Regions from separate parts of the Mus musculus genome. Here regions 1 and 3 are each linked to region 2. The links are chromatin loops, found by intact Hi-C in ENCODE. Cell type or tissue: gastrocnemius. All regions are shown on one strand.

Evidence for each region. Peaks named below come from ENCODE experiments on the same cell type or tissue, not always from the same donor. Only the 100,000 strongest peaks of a DNase experiment are listed, where the experiment ranks them.
Region 1: a loop joins it to region 2, with 10 times the contacts of the local background. A loop is called at or near these places in 22 of 42 quality-filtered maps.
Region 3: it touches region 2 in a loop (6-fold over the local background); 40 of 42 quality-filtered maps call a loop at or near these places.

Annotation. Positions count from the first base shown.
Region 1 is chr11:23,268,790-23,276,789 of GRCm38, reverse strand. It overlaps Xpo1 (exportin 1), which reads right to left. Exons shown (of 26, transcript NM_001035226.1): 5 at 5,585-5,657; 6 at 302-363. Among named protein-coding and RNA genes, the nearest start is that of Xpo1, 17 kb to the right of the region's middle. In gastrocnemius, a CTCF peak has its summit at 4,555 (motif pointing right); a DNase peak (open chromatin) is centred at 4,587.
Region 2 is chr11:22,627,181-22,635,180 of GRCm38, reverse strand. No RefSeq gene overlaps it. Among named protein-coding and RNA genes, the nearest start is that of Gm12052, 19 kb to the right of the region's middle. In gastrocnemius, a CTCF peak has its summit at 3,460 (motif pointing left); DNase peaks (open chromatin) are centred at 3,290, 3,440 and 5,345; H3K4me3 peaks cover 1,513 bases; H3K27ac peaks cover 4,324 bases.
Region 3 is chr11:22,953,626-22,961,625 of GRCm38, reverse strand. Commd1 (COMM domain containing 1) reads left to right here. Exons shown (of 3, transcript NM_144514.2): 2 at 4,934-5,215. Among named protein-coding and RNA genes, the nearest start is that of Zrsr1, 14 kb to the left of the region's middle. In gastrocnemius, CTCF peaks have their summits at 3,437 (motif pointing right) and 4,549; a DNase peak (open chromatin) is centred at 4,598; H3K27ac peaks cover 408 bases.

The DNA of each region.
Region 1 (8,000 bases), 640 kb before region 2:
AAAAATTGCCCTGTAACCTCAAATAGCACTCAAGTGTTTACAAACACGCACACAGAATATTATTAAAATAAATAAATTTAATTTTATAAAACCATTAAATCTCTGGGGCATCTGAGATGGTTTTCAGAGTAAATATGAATTCAATCTTCAGACCCACAAGCTTAGTAGGAGAGAAGGGGAGAAATGACTCAAGTTGTCTTCTGATCTCCACACCCATGGTACACACACTCACCTGCACGTGTACACAAAACAAACACTGAAATGAAATAAAATAAAACTTAAAATCTAACATTTTCCTTACCTCTACACAAGTTGGGTCAGAGGATGTCTTGATAATGAGACCAACAACATATTTTTTTATTCCTATAAAAATATAATGCATAAAAAATTAACAAAAAAATTAAATTAGGCAAGGAATTTTATGAATCTAATTCCAGCACTAAGGAGTTAGAACACCCTGGAATTAGAATGTGACTCTTAATTCAAGAAAGACACACTTTGCAGGGCGTGGTGGTACACACCTTTAATTCCAGCACTTGGGAGGCAGAGGCAGAGGCAGGTGGATTTCTACAAAGTGAGTCCCAGGACAGCCAGGACTACACAGAGAAACCCTGTCTCGAAAAACCAAAAAAAAAAAACAAAAAAAACAAAAAAACAACCAAAACAAACAAAACAACCCAAGAAAGAGACATACTTTTACTCTATGCTACAAACATTCAGGACCTGGTAGAGAGCAGAGACAGTTTCAAACTCCAATTCCTTCACCAGTGCTGGCAACTGCAAAGAATGCCAATTAGGACTTTGGATATAGTTCAATATTCAATAGTAAAGCAGTTGCCTAACACACAAAACTCCCTAGGTTTGAGTAAACACTTCAAAAAAATGTTAACGATGTTCTCTTCCATGCTTTTGACTTTAAGCTTAGAGCAATCAAGACCTATGTAGCCATGAAGTAGCCATCCATCTCCCTCTGTCACATCAATTTTATAGTCAACGTATACCAAGTGCCAGGCATTCTTTGATGAAACAGATATATCTGCCTGGTCCTAAAGCTAAAGCATGACAATTGCCTGAAGCTATGGCCAGCCTGGCTAAATACTGAAGCCACCAGGCACACTTCAACTCTTGGTCCTGACTCCAAAGTTCTAGGAGTATAGGACCATGAAAGCCTGCCTAAATTACCTATTTTTAATCTTCTGAATTTTATCTTTTTTCTTTCTTTAAAAAAAAAAAAAAAAAAAGAGGCTGTCCTTGAACTGACCTCTGCCTGTTTCTGCCTCCTGAGTGCTGAGAGTAAAGATGTACCCACCACTGTACAGCTACCTTTTAAACTTTGCCACTCATTTGTCTGGTTTGTCACCTGTGTGTGAAAGCCCACTGATCAAAAGATGAACAGGTAATGGTGTCAAAAGCTATCTAACTTGGGTGCTTCAAACTGAACCCAGGACTCTGTAGGCATGAAAGAGCAGCAAGGGCTCGTCATAATTGCTAAGACATCTCCAATTCAGAATTTTTTTCTTTGCAACTGTCCTCTATTTTTTACAAAGAAAATCCATACATCTGTAGGTACATTTTCTTCAAAGGATCACTTACTGCTTTAGCTTTTACTGATAGTTTCTGTTTCTTTCTTTTTTTTTTTTAAATTAAGTAATCATTTGCCCTCTGCCTAATAATAGAACAACAGTATTTCTTATTTCCTGTAGCTGGACTGGCCTAAATAAAACTCCTATATATCTAAGGATGATCCTGAAGGCCTCACCCTCCAAAGCTATTTTTAAGAAAGTAACTAGCCTGAAACACTGTATACTACACAGGTCTTGAATTTAGAGTTGATCTTCCCATATCTGTTTTCCCAATACTCAGGCTTACTTCTTTTCATCTTTTTCATCTTCCTCTCATCTTTGAAACAGGGTCTTAATTTAGACTGATCATTAGCCCTGTGTTAGTATTGACTTGAACTTTTATTTTTACTTTTTAAATGTAAAGCTGGATCTCAATGTATAGTCCTGGCTGGCAGCTGGAGTGAGAGCTCAGGAGGCAGAGGCAAGCTTATGTCTGTGAGTTTGAGGCCAGCCACAACTATGCAGTGAAACTATCTTGAAAAAAACAAAACCAAGACTGGAGATGGCTCAGTGGTTAAGCGCACCAGCTTCTATACCAGAGGTCCTAAGTAAAATTCCCAGCAACCACATGGTGGCTCACAACCATCTATAATGGGATCCGATCTTCTGGTGAGTCTGAAGAGAGCAATTGTGTACTCATATACATAAAATAGATAAATAAATCTTAAAAAAAGAAAACAGGGGAAAAAAAAACCAAGACAAATAAAAATAAATAATAGAAAGCATTGGAAATACAACACAGGTGTAGTTTCTGTCCATTTTGGGGATAGATGTTATTGCCTAGGCCTTCACTTGTATGCACACATCTAACATCTATGTGGTGCACACACCCCAGAATCTCCGCTGTTAAGAGTCAGGTGCTCGGGCTGGTGAGATGGCTCAGCCGGTAAGAGCACCTGACTACTCTACTGAAGGTCCTGAGTTTAAATCCCATAAACCACATGGTGGCTCACAACCATCCGTAAAGAGATCTGACTCCCTCTTCTGGAGTTTCTGAAGACAGCTACAGTGTACTTACATATAATAAATAAATAAATCTGTGAAGAAAAAAAAAAAAAAAAAAAGAGTTGCGCGCTCAGGTTAGGCACAGGTTTTGGAAACAGGATCTTACTAAGTAACCAACTCTGACCTGGCAATGGCCTCATACTCCAGAGATTGACCTATTCTGAGTCCGATGGTTTTTGGGAACTGCCACCACCGCCCAGCTGAAATATTTCTTTTTAAAACTTAAAACTTCCTAAGAGACAGTTGCAGCACTGGGGAGGCAGATTGACCCCTGAAATTGAGGCCAGGCTGGTCTACTGCACAAGTTCCAGGAAAACAAATGTGTATGGGACACAAGACAAACTTAAACTTCAGCCAAGTGTGATGACTTACACCTGCCAGCCAGGGTTACACAAAGTGAGTTCTTCATCTCTTTGGGCTATAGTTTCTCAATCAACAACAAATAAAACCCTACACTAAAAACTATAAAACATATAGATGTTAATTTCTGGCTTACGGCTAAATGGCCATTACAGCATTTCAGAACAAAATGGTAACATTGCAACAAAGTTCTTTTTACCCCTATTGCACATTACTTCTTTCTCATTAAGATGGCTTTTTACAGTTAGGAGAGATGGGAGCAGCAGTGCTTGTTGATCTTGCAGAGGACTCAAGTTTGGTTCCTAGCACAGATTCACAAGGTCTAACTTAAGAGCCGGGGGAATCCTGTGCCCTTTCAAGGACACACACATATAACATATAAATATAAGCATATCTTTACAGTAAAATTGCCATTTCAGAACCAATCCCACTTATACAGCCCTCAATGTGCTGGGACTACCTATGTGTACACTGAACTAATGAATGTGGTTATAATGGTTTGAGACTTTCTGGCAGAAATCAAGTAAGGTGTACATAGACGTGCAAAGATGACTTCCTGCAGGTCAGTGAAAGGTGTAGCACACAGAAATAACTAGTACAAGAGTCTGTCCCTTGAATATGTCTTAGTCTGGCCTAGTGGTACACACCTTTATCTAGCCCCAGCACTTGAGAGGCAGGGACAGGTGGGTATCTGAATTTTAGGCCACCTGGTCTACACAGTAAGGTGTAGGACAGCTAGGATGGCACCAGGAAACACTGTCTATAAAAGAAAAAGATAGCAAACAAACAAAAACAGATGCACCTGTACAGGAAGGGTGGAGATACTAGTCCTGGGGAAACACTGGATCCCAGACCATATCAGAAGTCTGAAGAGAGAAGCTGCTCAGGACTTCAATACAGATCTGAGCTTCCAGAGTGTTAGGTCTGTGAGACCTGGTACTTGCTATATAACAAAGATGGCAATTTTCTCCCTTGGCCTCCACACTGCCTAGGATTCCAGGTATGCAGAATTACAATCAAATAGGTTAGCTTCTTTGAAGTTACTAACTTTATTATGAATGCCAGGTTAAAACCAGTAGAATATCTGGTATCCCATGGGTTTTAAAGGTTATTCCAAAGCAAGGTTCAGCCCAGATTTAATCCCCACCCTTTTCTTTTGTTGACCAAGCTGGCCAAATGTACAACGAGCTGTTATATGTGCATGTTTTATGTAGACCAGGCTAAGGTGGTAGAATGCTTGTATACTATGTTTGAAGTCTTGGGTTTGATCAGTACTCTCAAAGCGGTGGAGGCTCAGATCTGTCCTCCTAGTCCTCAGGTGGAGGTGCTGAAGTCACCCTTACCTATAAAACAACCTGACTATAATAGGATACCATCCCAATAAAAAATAAACAAAACTTTCATTAAACAGGAACAGGGCTGGAAAGATGATGCAAAGGCACTTCCTGCTCTTCCAGAGAACCTGTGCCCAGTTCCCATCACACACTTTGTCATTACTTATTTGTTCCCTTTGTTTAAAAAAAAAAAAAGATTTATTACGTATAAAATGTTATACCTGCAAACCACAAGAGGGCACCAGATCTCTTTGTAGATGGTTATGAGCCACCAGGTACTGGCAGGGAATTCAATGCTCTTAAATCTCTCCAGCCACCTTTAGGTTTTTTTTTTTTTTTTGGGGTTTTTTGTTTGCTGTTTGTTTGTTTGTTTGTTTGTTTGTTTGTTTTTGAGACACAGTTTCTCCTTGTGGCCCTGGATGTACTGAAACTCACTCTGTAGAACAGGCTAGTTTCTAACTCAGATCTGTCTGCCTCTGTCTCTGAAGTGCTGGGATTAAAAGCCTGTGCTACCACCCCAGCTTAATTAATGTCATTACCAGTAACTCCAGCACCAAAAGATCTGTCACCTCCTTCTGTCCCTCACAGATGAAGGGACACAGATGGAGAAGGATGGACAAACTGACTCTGCCTACCCTCCCTCAAAAGGAATATGAGAGAGAGAGAGAGAGAGAGAGAGAGAGAGAACGAGAGCCAGCCTGGCAGTGGTGGCACGCGCCTTTAATCCCAGCAATTGGGAGGCAGAGGCAGTTCTGAGTTCAAGGCCAGCCTGGTCTACAGAGTGAGTTCCAGGACAGCCAGGGATACATAGAAAAACCCTGTCTCAGGGAAAAGAAAAAAAAAAGTATACCTCTATTCACTAAGCCACATTAACAGCTTTGCTCTTTATTATGTGCATGTGTTTAAGGAGCAGGGTGTGTGTGTGTGGTGTTTGTGCTGTGTCCTGAATGGTAACAATGTAGGGGTCTGAGAAAAACAGGTGTCTTACCAACTAAGCCATTATACTATACTGACCCTCTTTTTAAAAATTGAGTTGGATCTTGTGTAGCCCAGGACTTGCCTTTTCAATCATACTGCCTCCATTCAGAGGTAACTATTTTCTTTTGTACAAGATTTAACTAAAGTGGAGGTTGCCTCTTTCCTCTAAAAGATAGCTTGCAGGACAATACAAATAGATCCTGCCATACAACATTAATCAACTCAGCTGTAGTAAAAGCATCAGGAGCCAAAGCCTTCGCTGTTTGCCCTGAAGGTGCTTCCTACCTTCACACTGGTTCCTTGGAAGGATCTTCCACCTTGTTTTGATCACATTTTCCAAAATCTGTAGTCCATAGTACTGAAAATTGGAGAACAGAACTATGTGAATTTCTTGGCATAGGACTAGGACCTTTCAGGATTCACAAATGGACAGACACTCACACATTTATAGCTAACATTTCAAAAACATTATGCTATCAAATTTAATTACATGTATTAAACAAGGATCTATTCACCCCTAAGCTGAGAGTTCATGCATTTTCCTCATTTACTGTTCACTGCTCTATGTAACGTCCTGCTGTTTATACATGCTCACACCAGGAGGAAGAACCAAATAAAAAGCCCTTTTAGCAGCCAAATGGGCTTATTTGTCTGTAGAGGGAAATAGGAATTCATAGTGTAAGTGACTGCTCATGGGCTCACACATTAACACAACCAGGCTCCTAACAAATTAGAAGCTTGGATGCTATCAAGCTTCCTACCACCCTCTAGGAGTTACAAGTTTTCAGCCAAATATCAAGTACTGTCTGTCAGAGATACATTCTATATAGAGGGTTTAAACATAACTGGTGTGTTACTTAAAGGAGCAGCAAGACAAACCCATGGGTTTATTTTCAATTTTAGCCCCACCCTTATGCAGTTTCTATTTCTACTAATTTAAAGATAAACTTTTGTGCACAGTCAAAATACAAATGCATGTTGCAATCTGTATCTACCTTTCAGGTATTCCTTACAGACATGGAAGCTGTAATTACATTTGTGAAAAAGTTAAATAACAGATACCACTTTCAATCCATTTTATCCCTCCCACTGCTTATGCACTCTAAACAGTCAGCAACATGTAAGAATTTATAATGCTCCGGGATTTACTACCTAAAATTATTACTATGACCAATTAGTGTGGATAGGCAGGAGAAAGAAAAGGAACCAAAATGTAGTTTTGGTATTCCAAAAACCAGCTGTAATACCTGAAAGGTAAACTCTCTCACACACACATAGCCTCAGATTGCAAGTGTTGGCTGAGAATAAGAGTTCATCTTTAAAGTTGTTAGTCATTTACACAATAAAATAGAGCATTAGTATTTCAACCAAAGGGATCATATAAATGCTCATATTAGCCACAGCACAATATAGACTGTCCCAAACTACATTGTGCTTAAATGTTTTTGCTGTTTTCTTTCATTTTAATATTCCATACTTTACAAAAATAATTTTCTTTTGCAATCTCTACTCAAACTATATTTGCGGAACATTCCTTAAAGTCGTCTAAAATAAGAATGAGGCCAAAACAAAATCTGAAATTAAGAAATAATGTCACTGCAGTATTTCATAATCAGCAGTAGTAGTGAAGCTCACTATCCTGGTCAGGAGCTCTGCAGAACTGGTGCTCAGAAGCATATAAAAGATAAAAGTTTCTCTAAGCATACAACTTACTATTCTATAAATTTTTTTCAAGCACAAATCACACTACCTAAAGATTCAAAAGAAAAAAAAAAAGCAGAAACCTAACTGTTACAGAATATGTTCTCTTGCTAATAACCAACTAAAAAGACCCATGGAGCACCAAGAAACAAACACCATAAATACAACAGACTTAAAAAAAAAAAAAAAGCCAACAACAAAAAGCCTCTTATGGTATTTATTTTACTTAATCTTATTATTGCCTCTCAATAATTACTATATTTATTCATTCACTTATTAATAACAATTAATGTAATGTTATATAATATTAATTTACTACCTACAACACTTTCAAAAGTAGAATCTGCTTACTGAACACATGATTTTAATTTGAGGATTGGAGCCCAATAAAAGGATCCTACACATGATCAAAGGTGTTCCCATCACCACACTCTAAGTCCTAACATCCTAACGGCTCTGGATAAGAAATTTGGAAAGAATCCTTGTTCCTTTGGGAAAATAATTTTCTTTTTCATAAATGATAGAACATAACCAAATCTCTCTCTCTCTCTCTCTCTCTCTCTCTCTCTCTCTCACTCACACACACACACACATACACTCTCACACACACACACACACAACCAAACAACAACAAAAAAAAAACCCTACTTCTTTAAATCCCAAAACTTGAATAATCCACTGCTGAGCTATGAAGATGAGGGACAGATAACAGCAAAGACTACATGAAAAACAAATGCATGAAATGATCCCTATGGCAGAAATCTGAGCCCTTAGAAATACGTATTTATGCATTGAGCTCCCCCTTCCCCACCCACCACCCATGAAACAAAAACAATTGATGAACAGAATTCAGTTAAAGGGAATCAAAAGGGTAGACCTTGTGGAGGCCTGCCGTCAAAGCCTAGCTGTGTCAGTTGCACAGGAAGACACCCCTTTTCTTCCTATTACAAGCAATCAACATAATGGAACATTATGATTAATATCAGGTAGTGTTAACATC
Region 2 (8,000 bases):
TCCCTGCATCTGTGGCAGCTCTGATTCCAGTCAGGCTCCTTTGAACACGGCAACCTCTTTAACCCTTTGGTAGCCAATCTGAAACACTGAGAACTTTGTTACTAAGTGAGGTAAAAATCTGTGATCAGAATGCCAATACTACTAGTTAAGAATGGAATAAAAGCTAGCCATGGTGGTACACAACATGTAGTCCCAGCACTCAGGAGGTAGGGGCAGGTGGATCTCTGTGAGTCCAAGGCCAGCCTGGTCTACAGAGTGAGTTTCAAGCTAGCCCAGGCTACATAGTGAAACCCTGTCTGGAACAAAACCCAAAACCAAACAAAACACAAAGGAAGTGTTGGAAGATGAGAACCTGTCTGGCTCTTGTCATTTACATAAATAAATCTTATTTATTATTTACATAGTAAATCTTGTCTGACATAAATGTCAGAGGTCAGAGGTCAAGGGAAATCAGGAATATTTGGCAAACTGATGATGACAAGGCTTTGGAAATCATTGTCAGTCGATGAGCTCTGACATGGTGGACAGACACAGTCATGCCACTACTAGCTCTGTGAGATCCCAGCCTGAGCACCCCATCCTTCCGTGGTTCCTGGACCAGTGTTTCTCATGCAAGGCATCTCTGCCTCCTCAGCTGTCGCTGTTCACTCTTTTACAATATTTTTTACTTTGATTATATCCCCCATTATCCTCTCTTATCCCCTCCCCTTCACACACCCTCTTTCCACCCCACTTTGGAACCCCTCTTCTACTTGTATATTATATGTATATTTCTGCCCCTACCCCGCCCCCGTCCCCAGAGTCCATTGTGATTCATTAGTTGTTTTAGGTCTCTATGAGCACAACTGGGGAGTTATTTACTTGAGCAAGGGCTGACTGGTGACACTGTAGGATTAATCCCAGCACCAGGGTGACTGGTGGCACTGTAGGATTAATCCCAGCACCAGGGTGATACTGCTGAGGGTCGTGACCCTCTTTCTTTCAGTGACCCCATTAAGTCCCATTAGCTCCGTAGGAAGGGGTGGGGCTTTATCAGTGTCATGGCCATCCAAGCTGGGATGCCAGCATGATGATCTGGTGAAGGAGACAGCCACAGCTGCTCTGACTTCATGGGTATAGCAGGTGCGTCCTGCCCAGAGCACGCCTTTTCACAGTGCACCTCTGGATCTTAGGCCACGTGCGCCCCTGCAGCCCCTCTTTACTACTTTGTAGGCATTTTCTCACCTTTATCATACCCCTCACTCCAGCTCACCCCATCACTAAATAGGAGAGAAGAAGGATAGAGGACACAGAGAGAGAGATTCCAGAATTTAATTTTTTTCCTTTTGTTTCTTCTTTGAGCACGACTATTAACAAACTAAACAACTGACAAGCCCTAGCATTTATCTACCCTCTAAAAAGTCCCCAGAATTCCAAATGTCACACAATCACAAAAAGTATCTGCAGCTGGCAAAACCATGCCTCTGCTAGAGCATGGGGCACATCGCAGTCAGATGCTGCCCCATATCACTAGGGATTAAAACAAAAAAAGAATATTATATTCTATTATATTTTTAATATTATATTTTTAAAAAGAATATTATATTCTTATAATATTTCTGGGATTGTAAAAGAAACCAAAATTGCAGAATTCTCAGTACCTACTCCCTCTTCTGCAATGTCCCTGCAGCCTTAGGAGAGGGGGTTAGTTGAGTCTGTGGTAACCATTGCCCACTGCAGACAAACATCAGAGACACTTCTTTGGTGACAACTAAAAGGCTACTATTAGCATCTAGGGATTAGAAGCCAGAGATGTGGCTTCTTAAAGCATCCAGAAGCACCCGGCACTGCCTAACGACTGGGTAGTACTTGGTCTGAAGTGCCCACAGAGAAGCTGAGCTGGACCTGCTCACAGCATCCTCCTGGCCATTTGCTTCCTGTAAGAGTGTTTGTTAGTCTTGAGTCCTGGGGGCGGGGTGTGGGGTGCACATCCTCACTGAGGAGGACACACAGAACAGTCTGTGCTGCATCCATAAATTCTTGGAAATACCACAAGAATGCTGCAGCACGAACAGCGCTCACTGGCATTGTTTTGCAACAGGCTTGGTGCTGAGCACTTTACATATTTTTATCTTGTCATTTTCATAAGTCAGACTTTGAGCTATTAATTACCCATATTTTATAGACTGGGGAATGGAAGCATGACAGATCTCCTGAAGTCACGGAGCTCTTAAATGGAGGCTGGGCTTCTAGCATGCCCAAACACTGAGACACATTCAAGCAAAATAAGAAAGGTAAGTTCTCAGGAAGAGCTAGCTCCAAGCCTACTCTAGACCCGCCTGTGCTCTTATCTGGGGACATGGGCATTTGAGCCCCTCTCCCCATGGCACCATGGCAGCCGAGTGTCTGAGAGCCAGCAAAGAATGTCTTGACATTTTTCAAGGTGGAAAAGAGTAGAGAGAAGAGAGAAGGGTGTTCATGTCAGTACAAAGACAGCTGGGGTAGAGACAGGCAGCAGAATGAGGACTTTATATTATTTATTATGGCAAAGAATGGCAGGCTTGTGTCTAAGCCATAAATACCCTCCTTTGATCTGTGCACATCAGAGCTAAGTGAGTCACTCTTGGGCCTCAGGAATTGATGACTGTCCTAATCATCACCCTGAATGACCTTCTAGTCAAGCACTGCTCATGCTCCCTGCAGTGACTGTGTCTGGGTTAGACTGGGCCTTGGAAGAGGGGAGGTGAGCCTGAAGTGGGGGAGCACCCACAATTCCTGTGGGTGTGACTTATTTTCCTTTCCCAATCTCTGTTTGGAGATGGTTACTGGTTTCCATTCCTGAGACCAGCAAATGGCTAGAACCAGACCACAGCCTTCAAACCCAGGAAGTCAGAGCTCTGCTGTGATCCAGGAAATGGAAGCCCCCCAATTGTTCGGTTTGAGCAGGGTTATCAGGTTAGCAAAATCTTTAATGTTCCTTTTGTCCTCTTGTTTTAGTAACCCTGCTTCACCCCTGGAAACTTGTTCCCCAATTACAAAATACCATCAGTGCCGCCCACAGCCTCAAAGGCATCACATGATTCTTTTCATAAGGCCAGTAGACAAAGGCCAGAGAACCTCTCTGTTGATGGTTTCTCAGAGTCAGACCGAAGGATAGGTAGGGGCTGCTGAGATGGTGCTATTAGGAACTCAGAGTGGATGTCAGGGGCTGTGGTGGGGTGGTGGGGAGGAGAGGGAGTGCATTCCTAAAGGTCCCTGCACTGCCTTTCAGCCTGGGAACAGCAGGACTCTGGGCTTTGGGCCAGAGAGAAGATGGAGCTAAGGGATCCAGACAGGTGTCGAGCAATGTATTCTGCTCGGTGTCTTTTCTTCCAGAGCTTCAGAAAAGACTTACTTTTACAGTATTAGGAGGAAGGAAGAGAGAAAAAGGAGGAGGGGAAGGAGGGTGGAGAATTTTCTGATACCAGCCGGCTTTCCAGAGAAAATACACTGAGCAATGGTGCCATCCTGTGGCTATATGCAGGAATTGCAAACCCCCCCCCCCCCCAATTTTAACTGAAAGTTCAAGAAAACAAGCAAGTAGTTCCTGCTTTTACACTAGGCGATTATAAGTTCATTCTTGGTATATTCATTCACATAACTATCTAAGGGAAATAACTAGTGTTTGGTACGTGAGTCAATACTAAATGTAAGATTCCTTCACACATTCAGTAAATATTTACTAGTCTTTATGATGTGAATGCATTTTTCTAAAACCCTTGGACCCAACTGTAAGTAAAAATATACATTCTTGCACTTGACATCTTAGCTGGAGGGGAAAATATTCTTACCAGAGTTTTTTGGGTCACAGCCTGGCAGTCCAGCAACCTAGGCGTGGTCATCTCCCTCCCCTCTCAATAGGCCAATCAGAGAGGTGAATAACATCCATCGAGAAGAGAAAGATGTATTCAGTGTGGTCGCACCAGCAAGAGGAACAAACAGCTCCCATAGCTCCCAAGCACACTGTGGGGTCCTGACATGAAGTTCAGGATTAATAAGAGGACACGCGGTACACACTGCTGAGCAGTCCTGGGCAATGAGTGGCCCTGCCTTTCACACCTCCAATCTGTCCTCCAGGTGGGCTTGTGCAGTTGTTAGAGCTGTGTGAAACAGCATTCTGGGACCCATGTTCCTCTCTGCCTCCATCCTTTCTTTCTCCTAGCATGAATATCTTGGGGGATTCTAATCTCATGGCGACCATTATTTCACTAGAGAGATATACAGGACCTTGTGTGTGTGTGTGTGTGTGTGTGTGTGTGTGTGTGTGTGTGTGTGTGTTCAGAATTGTCTAGAATAGCTTCACCTGTCAGGGGCTGGAGATGTAACTCAGCTTGCAGAGTGCTTGTGTGGCATGCAGAAGAAGCCGGGTTCAATCCTGAACACTGAAGAAACTATGAACTGGGTGTCGGTTGTGACGTGCCCATAATCCCAGCACGTTGGAGGTGGAGGCAAAAATCATCAGGGAAGTTAAAGGTCTTCTTCAACTAGAGAGTTTGAGGTGGGCTTCGTATGCATGGGACCGTGTCCCAAAATAAGCAAACAAATAAATAAAATAGAATATTTTTGTTCCTGCTAAGATAGTTACAATATAGACGATATAAACTGTAATGGGAACGACAACATGTTTAACATTAGGAAATGAGGCGGGGACATCAGCCTTTCAGACAGGGTAGATTTTCCTGAGAAGGTGGCATTTGTGCAGAGGCCTGAGAAAACAGAGAGAAGGCCAAGGGGACATTTGAGGGAGGGCTGCCCAGCTCTCCGCAGTAACTCCAAGGGTGAGTTATCAACTAATAGGAGTCAGCTGACCAGGTGGACTGGGGCTAGGCTGACAACCTTTCTGTCACTAGTCCCCAAAGCTCCCCCTCCCCCCTCCCCACCAATACTCCCCTAGCAGAGCATGTGGGAAGTCATTCTGGATTCTCAGGACCTTTGGCAGACCACAGTCTGACACTGACTCTGGACACCGGAAACCCAACGCACTTCACTGAGCGTTCTCTCTGCCCCAGTTGTTGGCTTCCTTCCTTCTGTGCTGGGTGATGATTCTACAAGCCTGCCTTAGCTTACATTGAAGGCCCCAGACCATCATCTGAATGTCTCCCTGAGCCAGCCAAGTTTTTAAAAAAATATCTTGAAGCAATTATTTCAAAATATAATCCTACGTAGAAAAATCTAGCTAGCGGCCAGTTCCTGTCCCTGGCAGATTATTTAGCGCTTCTCCTTGCTGTCAACAGACATACTTTCCAGGCTTGCTCCCCGGGCATCACCCACAGCACAGAACGGGGGCGGGCTGCAGGCAGACCCGCGCCATTTTCCCGAGGACTCTGCTTCTGCCGTCAGGAAGTGCGTTGTTTACAGCTGGAATTGTTCCGAGCCAGATCGCTATCTCCACTGTTCCACACAGGAATCCAGGAGTGTGAGCTAAGCATTTGCTGAGTGGCCTCTGGGTAGATGAGGGGACTGGTCTCAACAGGTTACTTGACTCAGGTCAGAAAAACTTGCAACAAGAAATCTGAGAGCTGCGGCTGCATCCATCACGCCCATTTCAGTCTTGAGCAGCTGAGCCTGGGCAGCTTTTTCCAGACAGCTTTGGAAAGCCAAACTCAAATGACCGCTGCCGAACTAATAGTAATAATAATGAAAAGAAAGGAAGGAAGGAAGGGAGGGAGGGAGGGAGGGAGGGAGGAAGGAAGGAAGGAAGGAAGGAAGGAAGGAAGGAAGGAAGGAAGGAAGGAAGGAAGGAAGGAAGCAAGCAAGGAAGGAAGCAAGGAAGAGAGAAAGAAAGGCAAATCCAGAAAATCCCATGTGGGCGTTGGGTCCCAGCTTCTCTGTGGAGCTAAATCTTTTCCAAGGCTGCAGCAGCTACTTTATTTGGGCATGTTCCTGACAGGAGAAGCTGGGATGTTTCATCCAAAAGGAAGTCAGTCGTCTGAAGGGAAGGACAACTTGTTCCTTGTAACCTTCAGTGTAGGACAACTTCAGCTGAAGGCAGCTGTGTGCTCCTGCTCTTGGCTTTTGCCGAAGAACTGACTCTTGCCCAGAGGGACTTGTTCTGACGGATGCTATCACATGCCTTGTGTCACTGCCTGAGTCTGGGGAGAGGCAATATGGAGCATTCTTCTAGCCAGGCCTGTGCCTGGGCCTGTGTGTGAGCAAAGAAGGCTGGCTAGCCATCCACCGCCTTGATGTGAATCCAGCCGATCAGCTGCCATACCACTCTTACCCACAGTCCAATCATTGGCAGCCAAGGAGTGGAATTATTGATGTGTCCTTTCCTTGCTGCCAACCTCCAGCAAGGGTCCCCATGGCCTCTGCCTTTGTAGGTTTTCACGTTCTGGAAGGTGAGCCTTGGGAGAATAGTATGGCCTAAGACAGGCAGAGTTGGATTAGTGAAGGATTCTTGGATGCAGCCGTGGGACTGTAAACAGCTGCAGCATTTCACAGATCCCAGTGTTTTGGATGAAACCCACCCCAGGCATTGCTACAAATCACTTAGGGTTGAGGAAAAACCCCTTTCATTCCTAAAAGCCCTGCTAAGGGATAGAAATAATACTGTCACCAAGCCTCCGAAGACTTTTTAAGGAACATACGTATACACACATACACACACTCGAATTAAAAAAAAGAAGAAAGAAGAAATTGTGTATGTGTGTGTGTGAGTGAGTGAGTGTGTGTGTGAGTGTGTTGTGTGTGTGTGAGTATGTGTGTGTGAGTGTGTATGTGTGTGTGTGAGTGTGTTGTGTGTGTGTCCCTACTGAGGTCAGAGGACAATATTTAAGAGATGCTTTTCTTTTTCATCAAATGAGTCTGGGAGAATCAAACTCAGGGTATCACAATTCATAGCAAGCGCCTATACCCCTGAGTCATCTCAGTGTCCCAGAGTTCTGCATTTTAGAAGCTGTGGCCTTCTCCACCCACAATTCTGATGCAGGGCTTGCTTGGTTATTCTTGATAGACATTGACCTCAGCTCCATCCAGAAGTCAGGGGTGCTGTACTGCCATCAATCTCCAGGCACTTGTCTTGGTTGACAATATATGAAGCCTGTTCCTTTGCTCTCAACACTACACCACATCATTATGGCTGAGGTGGTGACAAGCACTGTCCCCTAGTCAGCAAGCTCAGGCAGCCCAGGCCTTGGGCTCTCCTAAGGGTGGGGTCAGTCATTTAGCAACCCTTTTGCTGAGGACAAAAGAGGAGCTCACATTCTTGAAGTTTTACCGCAACCTCCAGGGTACCAGTGAGCCCCTACTTAACAGCCTAGAGGTTTGTTATTTTAAATGTCCTTGACTATGGTCTGATGGGCATCTTTCACCCAGTACCTCACCTTGTATTAGAAGCTATGGGAACTTGTCCCAGGCTCCGGTCCTTTCCCTGACTGGCTTCTGGGACAACCCAACCAAACTTTCATTTAGAGATTTCTAGACTGCCATGGGTGGGGTTCGGTTTTACAAGCCTCTGGCTTTGTGCACAGCAGTTTGGGAGAAGGAGCTGGTGACCACTGCAGACTGATGGAGAGAATCAGCCACCATCTTGTAACCAGAGGCCATCTGACTAGGTGGTAGAACAGAGTGAGCTGCTGAGTGGCCATCTTGGAGCAGCTTCTGTGTAGAGCCTTCAAGAAATATGAATTCCAGTGAAGCACAGCTTAGACCCATTTATATTCCCGGAAGAGACGGAGATCCTGGGGGTAAGCTGGCTAGCTAGGCTGGCCAAATCAGCAAGCTCCGAGTCAAGCGAGAGACCTGCCTCAGTGGATAAGGTGAACATTGACATTAATCATTGACCTCCACATGAGCCTGCATAAACACACAGACCACCTGTTGCAGGAAATATTTTAAAAAAGAGAGCCGGCATAGTCCACTTGTGCCGGCACCAACGGGCCACAGAGGGCATGCTAGCCGGATGATCTCAACTTGACTGTCTCTCTGCCTGCCAACTCTCCGAAGGGGCTGGATCCCCCAGGTCCTCTTGCTGCCACACA
Region 3 (8,000 bases), 330 kb before region 2:
TCTGTTTTGTATTGGCTCTAGTGATCAAATTCAGGTCACCTGGCTTGTCTCACTGGACTATCTTGCCTGCTCTGGCTGAGTGTGGAAAACTTCTATGTCTTGGACACTGGTCCTATGTTGTGTCCCTCAGCCCAGTCATCCTTTCTTCCAAGGTTTGTATATGTGCTGCTGAAGCAAGCTTGCCCCTTCCTCAGAGAAAAAGCTAGTTTTTTTTAATGGGAGTTTTTTTTTTTTTTTAATTAGGTATTTTCTTCATTTACATTTCCAATGCTATCCCAAAAGTCCCCCATACCCTCCCCCCAGAAAAAGCTAATTTTGATGAGTGTGAGTATGTTAGTTTTTCTTTTTGAATTGTGCCTTGTTGTCAAGAGACACTTTGCGTAGTCTTAGATCCCAAAGATTTTCTTATTTATGTTTACATGTCTAAGAGTCACAGTTATACATTTGTTTACGAGTTTGTGTTTCATTTTAAATTTAATAAAAGCTGGGGGTTTACAGTTTGAGAGGCTTTTTTTTTTTTTTTTTTTTTTTTTTTTTTTAAATACAGGCACACCTTGCTCTGGTGCCTTGTCATTCAGACAGGCTGCCTGTTACAGTTTGAATCCTATGTCAGAGAATGGTGTCAGATGTGTTACTCTCGCAGAGTAGAATCAATGGGTTAAAGAGACTTGCAAGCAGGTCTCTTCCTTGTTCTGAGGCAAGTACAGTGACAGGGGCAATTACCTTACTAGGGAAGAAGACACTGGGAAAAACATGTTTGACTGGGTAGAAGAGGCTAATGAGGCGAGTGGTGGGTGAAGGGCATTTCTGGCAGCCCCAGTATCACAGAGGCACAGAAAGGAACTGCCTTTGGGAATGTAGCAGTGGGACTTGTGAGCAGGTTAGTGCTGCTTGCTCTCAGTGTGGGAAGCAGGAGCATTGTGCTCACCTAGGTACTGAAGATATGCCTGGTTTAACGTTGAGCTTCTGCTTGATGCTCAGAAATTAGAAAAACGTTTACTATAAAAAGTAAACGGGGGTCTGGAGAGAGGAGTAGTTCTGAATACTATATACATAGTAGTTCTGAGCCTGTGTTTGTATTCACTTAAAGTTTTATTATTATTTCTCTTATGTATGTGTGTGTTTTGCCTGCATGTAGTGTCTGTGCACCATTTGCATGCCTGGTGCCCAGGGAGGCCAGTGGAGGGCGTTGGATCCCTGAGACTGAAGTCACAGTGAACTGCCATATCGGTGGCTGGGAATTGAACCCTGGGTCCTCTGCTAGGGCAGCCAGGGCTCTTTACAGCTGAGCCATCTGTCAAGCCCCTGTTTACTTTTTATAATAAACATTTTTCCTACGACTGATTTTATATCCTTATAATAAGTTCTTATGTAAGTATATGGAGCTGGGGAACTGACTCAGTTGTAAAGTGCCTGATACTCGCACATGAGGAGCTGAATTTGGTTTCCCGGCATCCATGTAAAAAGCCAGGCACAGCAGCATGCATGTGTAACTCACTCCAGTGTGGAAGTGGTAATGGTGACACACAGACCTAGTCAGTAATCTCCAGGATTACTGAGATATTATGGCTCAAAAGGAAGATGGAAAATGATTAAAGAAGACACTAACACTGACCTCTGGCCTCCACATTTATGTACAGACATGCATGATCGCTCCCCCCCTCCACCACATATGCACACCCATAGCACACATTTGCACACACATGCACACACACACCATGCATATGCACACACATACACACACCACACATGTACACACACATGTACACACACATGCACACAAAGCACACACAGCACACATATGTACATACACAGCCCACACATGTACACAATTACCACACATATGCACACACAAAATATAGTTTGTATTTTTTAAAACATCAGCATGACATAAATAAATGAAAAGCTACAGTAACCTGAGATTTTGTAAGCTGTAACCATTCAAGCAGTCAGTATGTGTTCCTGTCGTACATATATGTGGAATCGCTGTGAACAAATAGCAGCAAATGCACTTACTGTACAGCTGAGCTGCTTTGGCAGCTCATACACTTTACACTCAGCAATGCTTCTTCCAAATGCTCAGCATCCTGTTTATAAAGCTATTTTAGTCACATTTCTGAAAAACTTAGTGTTTACTAAAACTGTTCTAAGGTACTTTCTCAAGTAAACAAAGTTAATTTCTAGGCTGTGGTTGTTATAAACCAGTTTTCTCGTATAGGGTCAGGTGCATAGGACACTGCAGTCACGTGGACTTGGGTCAGCCTATTCTGTGGTATGTTCTTGAGCAGGGCTTGACCATGTTTCCTGTCCTTGTATAGTTCATAAGCCGAGAATTATTTCTGTTTTCGTTCTTTGCTGTTTGTTTGTTTTTGTTTTTTGTTTTTTCGAGACAGTTTTTCTGTATAGGGTTGTCCTGGAACTCACTCTGTAGACCAGGCTGGCCTTGGACTCAGAAATCTGCCTGCCTCTTGTTTGTTTTTCGAGATAGTGTTTCGTTGTTGTTGTTGTTGTTGTTTTTGTATAGTCCTGACTGCCTAGAACTCACTCTGTAGACCAAGCTGTCTCTTCCTGCCTCGGCCTCCTGAATGCTGGGATAAAAGCATGTACCTCCCAGCTGAGAATGCTTTTTACATTTTTATATGTTTAAAAATGAGAAGAAAACTGCAATGAAGCTGATGTGGGCCTTTCTTGAATTAAAAAACTGGTATTAAATGAGAATGCATGACTTTTTAAATTCAATTCTAAGTTGGTTCCCCGTTTATGTTTGAATTGTGTTAAGAAAAGGATGGATTGACCCCAGATCAAGATACTGATTGAAACTCAACCAAAATAGCTTTTATGTTCTAGACAGAGTTATGTCAGAATAAGACATGCTGTCATGGAACTCCTGGTGAGCTGAGGATGTGGGTGCTGCTACTGCTTTCAGACTGTCGGTACAGGGGCGCATCCCCACACACATCCCAGAGTAAAATCCCAGAGTGGAATGAGGCAGAAATGGTACAGAGTTTCAGTGTCGTAAAAGAAGATGCTAATAGGAATATTTAACTCAATTCTAGTATAACATGCTCAGTAATCATTCCCTCTCCTTGGGGACTTGCCATGGAGCTCTACCTGCCCTAGAACTTATATAAACAGGCCAGATTTATTCTTGGCTATTTTCCTGACTTTATGTCCTGAGTGCTGAGATTATAGTCATGAGCCATCAGGCTAGTCTTAAAAGTAATATTTCTATTTCTATGTAATATGGCAATTAAGCAGTAAATGTGTTCAACTGTAATGTGAAATAATCTATCAGGATGATTGGGTGTTTGCCACACAATTTTAAAAAGAAAATTAAATTTTTATTTATTTTACTTTATCATTATCATTTTTGTTTTCTTTTTTACTTTTTTTTTTTTAATGTATGAATGCTCTCTCTGCATATACACCTGCATGCCAGAAGAGGGCATCAGATCCCTTCACAGATTGTCATGATCCACCATGTAGTTGCTGGGAATTGAACTCAGGACCTCTGGAAGAACAGCAGCAGCCAGTGATCTTCACCACTGAACCATCTCACCAATCCGTCCACACAACTTTTATATTAATAGAGACATCAACAACAGTAGATCTGTAGCTGTCCTTGGCCTGTGCGACTGCAGCTGCCCTCAACCTGGTTTGGTGTACCTACAGCAACATCTGGCCAAGGAAGGAAGCTTCTGGGATTCCCACTTCGCCTCAGCTACTTTTGTCCTCAGATTTAGCTTTGCATCATAATTATCCATGTGTCCAGCATTTGGTGGCTCCTTTTTGCCTATGGATAACAGTGTTACGAGTTTTGGCACACTGGTTTGATTTACACCACCTTCTCAACTTTCCTGCAAATTGTTAAACTAAACTAGTTGGCTTACGTCTAACAATACATATTTCTCACTTGTAACAGCTAAATCTTGAAAAGATGAAAATCACTCTCTAAGGGATATAAATAAAGCTTTAATAGCTAATCCTTGGGTGGTAACATTTTTATATCATTGATGGTAGAAAGAATCAGTTTGACTTTTTAATCAGCAGCAGCAGCAGCAGCGATGCCAGTGTCCATATCTGTGTGCAGTCACTTAGGACAACCAGCCAGAGAAACATGGCTCAACAGTTAGGACTCTTTGGCTCTCTGGTTTTATGGAAACTTAGTGCTTCTGACGACCATGTTGTCTGTGAAATGGAAACTAGAATATGAGACTCAATAGAAGTAATAGATGTCTAGGCTGTGCAGCATGGGCTGGATTGAAGACAGCCACAGACCACAGGCTAGCAGTGTGGGCCCAGTAGGTGCCATTGCAATGAGCAAGTATGTAGTTGCAGAGATGGGAGAGACAGAGAAGGTAAGAAGTTTGTGACTATGAAGAGAGAACTGGAGACAGGCTGGCGGTGAGGAACAGCCTGATGTGAGAGAGGCCTGCATTGCCATCTGAGACCATGGTGATGTCTCATGCCTGTGCTGCTGCTCAGGGTCATGTCTGGACTCACCAAAGACCATGCCTCCGGAGGTGGTGTTGATTTGCTACCACACAGTGGCGCCCTGCCCACATGGGAGAGCTGATCCTGCCCCTGCCCCTTACCTAGGCAGCCTGGGAGAGCTGGCTCTGGAGAGCTGGCCCCACTGATCACTGAAGAGCTGGCTCTGAGCCTTGCCTGGCCAGCCAGAGAGTTAGCTCTGGTGGTGGTGTGTGGGAGAACTAGCAGTCTGATCCATTTAACTACCACCTAGGCCCAGATTCAGGGCCGGTCCTACAGACCCACAGCTTCAGGATCTCCATGACACAGGGCAACAGCAGGCTATCCGAGAGGAGTCCTGGTGAAACTAAGTTCAATCAAAATATGTTCTGTAGCTAGGCAGCTAGCTTTGTCTAGTTATCTACCAAGTTCAAATATATTGCTTTTTCTTTTATCTTTATAGTCTATTGCATCTGCAGACATGGATTTCAACCAGTTAGAGGCATTCCTGACTGCTCAAACCAAAAAGCAAGGTGGCATCACCAGTGAGCAAGCTGCAGTCATCTCCAAGTTTTGGAAGAGCCACAAGATAAAAATCCGAGAGAGTCTCATGAAGCAGAGCCGCTGGGACAACGGCCTTCGGGGCCTGAGCTGGAGAGTCGATGGCAAGTCTCAGTCACGGCACTCAACTCAGATACACAGCCCTGTTGCCATAATAGAGCTGGAATTTGGAAAAAATGGACAGGTGAGTCCAGCTTCAATTTCCCTTTGTAAATTGTGTATTTTCATACACTTATTTTACTTTTATTTAACAGAGTTTGCTGAGGTAACCCTAAAATCACTTTTAGAGGTAGAATCATGTGAACATTTTGATGTTTTCAGTTATATACAGAGTTTAAAAAAGCAGCTACATGTCTTTGCAGTTGTCTCAAAAGGGCAGAGTCGGACAGTTTTGACTGCAGTCTCCCAGGCAATGATAGAGACACAAAGAGCAGGAGCCAAGGTTAGTGGGTGCACACCAAACCTTTCCTATCCTGTTATTTGTGTAGTCAATCCAGTATGGGAGGTGATAAGTCCTAATCTCTTAACCATATCGATGCATTGTTCCTAAAGACCATGTGTGCCATCTCTGGCCTCAAGCTCACAAATCATTTTCAACTGGATCTTGATTATTCACGAGCCAGTGCTGCTCACCTCTGGAGTCGCTAATCACATAACAGGTGGTTTTAGTGTCTATGCAGATTCTCTTAAAGCTATCCAGCTCCTGCTCCAGCTCCTGCTAAATCAGACTTCAGGTGGCCTGGCTTATGGTTTTTTGAGTGGGGAAGAGGGGAAACAAACTGGTAATTAGAGACTATCCAGACCACTGAGTTATCACATTTATTTTTGAAAAATAATCAAATAAGGGCTTTCATTATATCCTGCACTAGAAATGTATTTTCCTTCTCAATGGTAAGCACAGTCCCTTTAGCTGGCTGGTTTCTTCACACATGCTGTTCTTTAGGTTTTTTTTGTTTCTTTTCCAATGTAATTCCATTTGATTTTAATTAAAGGTGCTTTGTTAATTAAGAAAATTAGAATCCCTTTTACTCATTTAGTTTAGAATAGTGTTAATTGTAGCAATGGGCTTGGGCTTATTTAATTGTGAAGTCTAGTCAGTCAATTGTGCTCTCTATAGAAATGTGCCTGTGCTTCCCCCAGGACAAAGGAAACAAAGTGTGCTGAGAAAAAAAGTCAAGAGAGGAGTAGCAGGTGGACTCGGAGCTTTTCTGGTCCGTGCATAGGCCATCTACTTTTTATTCTGGCAATAGTGAGTGCACACATGTGTCTGTCTCTGAGAAGACTGCCCTTAGGACACCATGTCCCTGCACATACCCAACACCTACGCTCAGCTCCTTTTCATGAAGTTGTGTAGCATTTGCATGTGACTTACATATATCCTCCTTTATTTTACATAATTCTAGATTACTTATACTTCCTAAAACAATGTAAACTCTATGTCAATTATTATTATGCTGAATAATGACAAAATAAAGTCAGTACATGGTAGATACAGATATTTTATGTGAGTATTTTTATGTTGTGGTTGGTCAAATCTTGAGATGTGGAGCCTGCCAGGAATCTACTGTATTTCATGTTGTCTTTAAGTACTTAATATGTGCCCGGGATATGAGAACATACAGGGAAATGTTGCTTTGGTAATGTGAACAATTTGGTTGTGCTACAATACATTGTATTTTAGAAAATAACTTTCTCAGGCTGGGCATGATGGCGCATGCCTTTAATCCCAGCACTTGGGAGGCAGAGGCAGGCGAATTTCTGAGTTTGAGGCCAGCCTGGTCTACAAAGTGAGTTCCAGGACAGCCAGGGCTATACAGAGAAACCCTGTTTAAAAAAAAAAAAAAGAAAAGAAAAGAAAAGAACTTTCTCAAGCACAGCGCTTTTCTTGTTTCTGTGTAACCAGTTCCCTATATAGCAACAGATGACCCTTTTGTTCTTGTTGGGGACTGTGTAAAAGAAAGCATTGGCTGGAGGAGCCCTCTGCTTTGTGTTTGGTTGTCACCCTTCCCCACAGTGTGGCACTGGGCACACTTCTCAACAAAAGTCTCCTTGCCTTTCTCAGCAGCATCCATTTGTTTTGTTTTTGCTTTTGGTTTCCAAGACAGGGTTTCTGTGTAGCCCTGGCTGTCCTAAAACTTACTCTGTAGACCTCAGACTGAGAGATCTGCCTGTCTCTGCCTCCTGAGTGCTGGGATTTAAAGGTGTGAGCCACCACCACCTGGCTATTTTGTTGATTTTTATAATGTTTGCTGTTTTCCTCATATTTGCTTGCTTTCTGCTTCAGTATAGTTCCTTGTTCCCTGTGTCTCATGAATGTTATTTTTTCTTCTTCTTCTTTGATGTGTAGCATTCCTTCCAGTAGCTTCTGTACTGCTGGATTAGTGGTAATACATTCCTTTAGCTTGTGTTTATCATGGAAACTTTTTCCCCCTCTCCAATTGTGAAGAATAGTTCTGCTGGACATAGTAATTTCGGTTGGCCATTGGTTTTCAGCAATTGAAATGGACCACTCCTTTCTCCTGGCCTTTAGATTTTTTAGTGAGGAAATCTGCTGTTATTCTGATGGATTTGCCTTTCTATGTGATTTGATATTTTCCCTTATGATTCTCAATACTTTTTTTCATAAATATGATACTGAACTGTAGCACACATGGTATTTTCTGTTTGGCTTGGTTTCTGAATACTTCCTGTGTCTGGGTAGCCATCTCTTCCCCATATTTGGGAAATGTCTCCTGTAATTTTATCAAATATATTTTCTGTACCTCTAAGTTAAATAACTTCTCCCTCTCTTCTGTCTTTGTCATTTCTGCTTCTGTGATGTCAGGAACTGAACCCAGGACATACACACTGGGAAAGCTCTCAGCCACTCAGCCATGCACTGGCCTTCCCTTCTTTTGTCCTTTGTGTTTTTGAGATAGAATTTCAGAAAGCTACCTAGGCTTGCTTTAACCTTCTGTAAGCTCAGATAG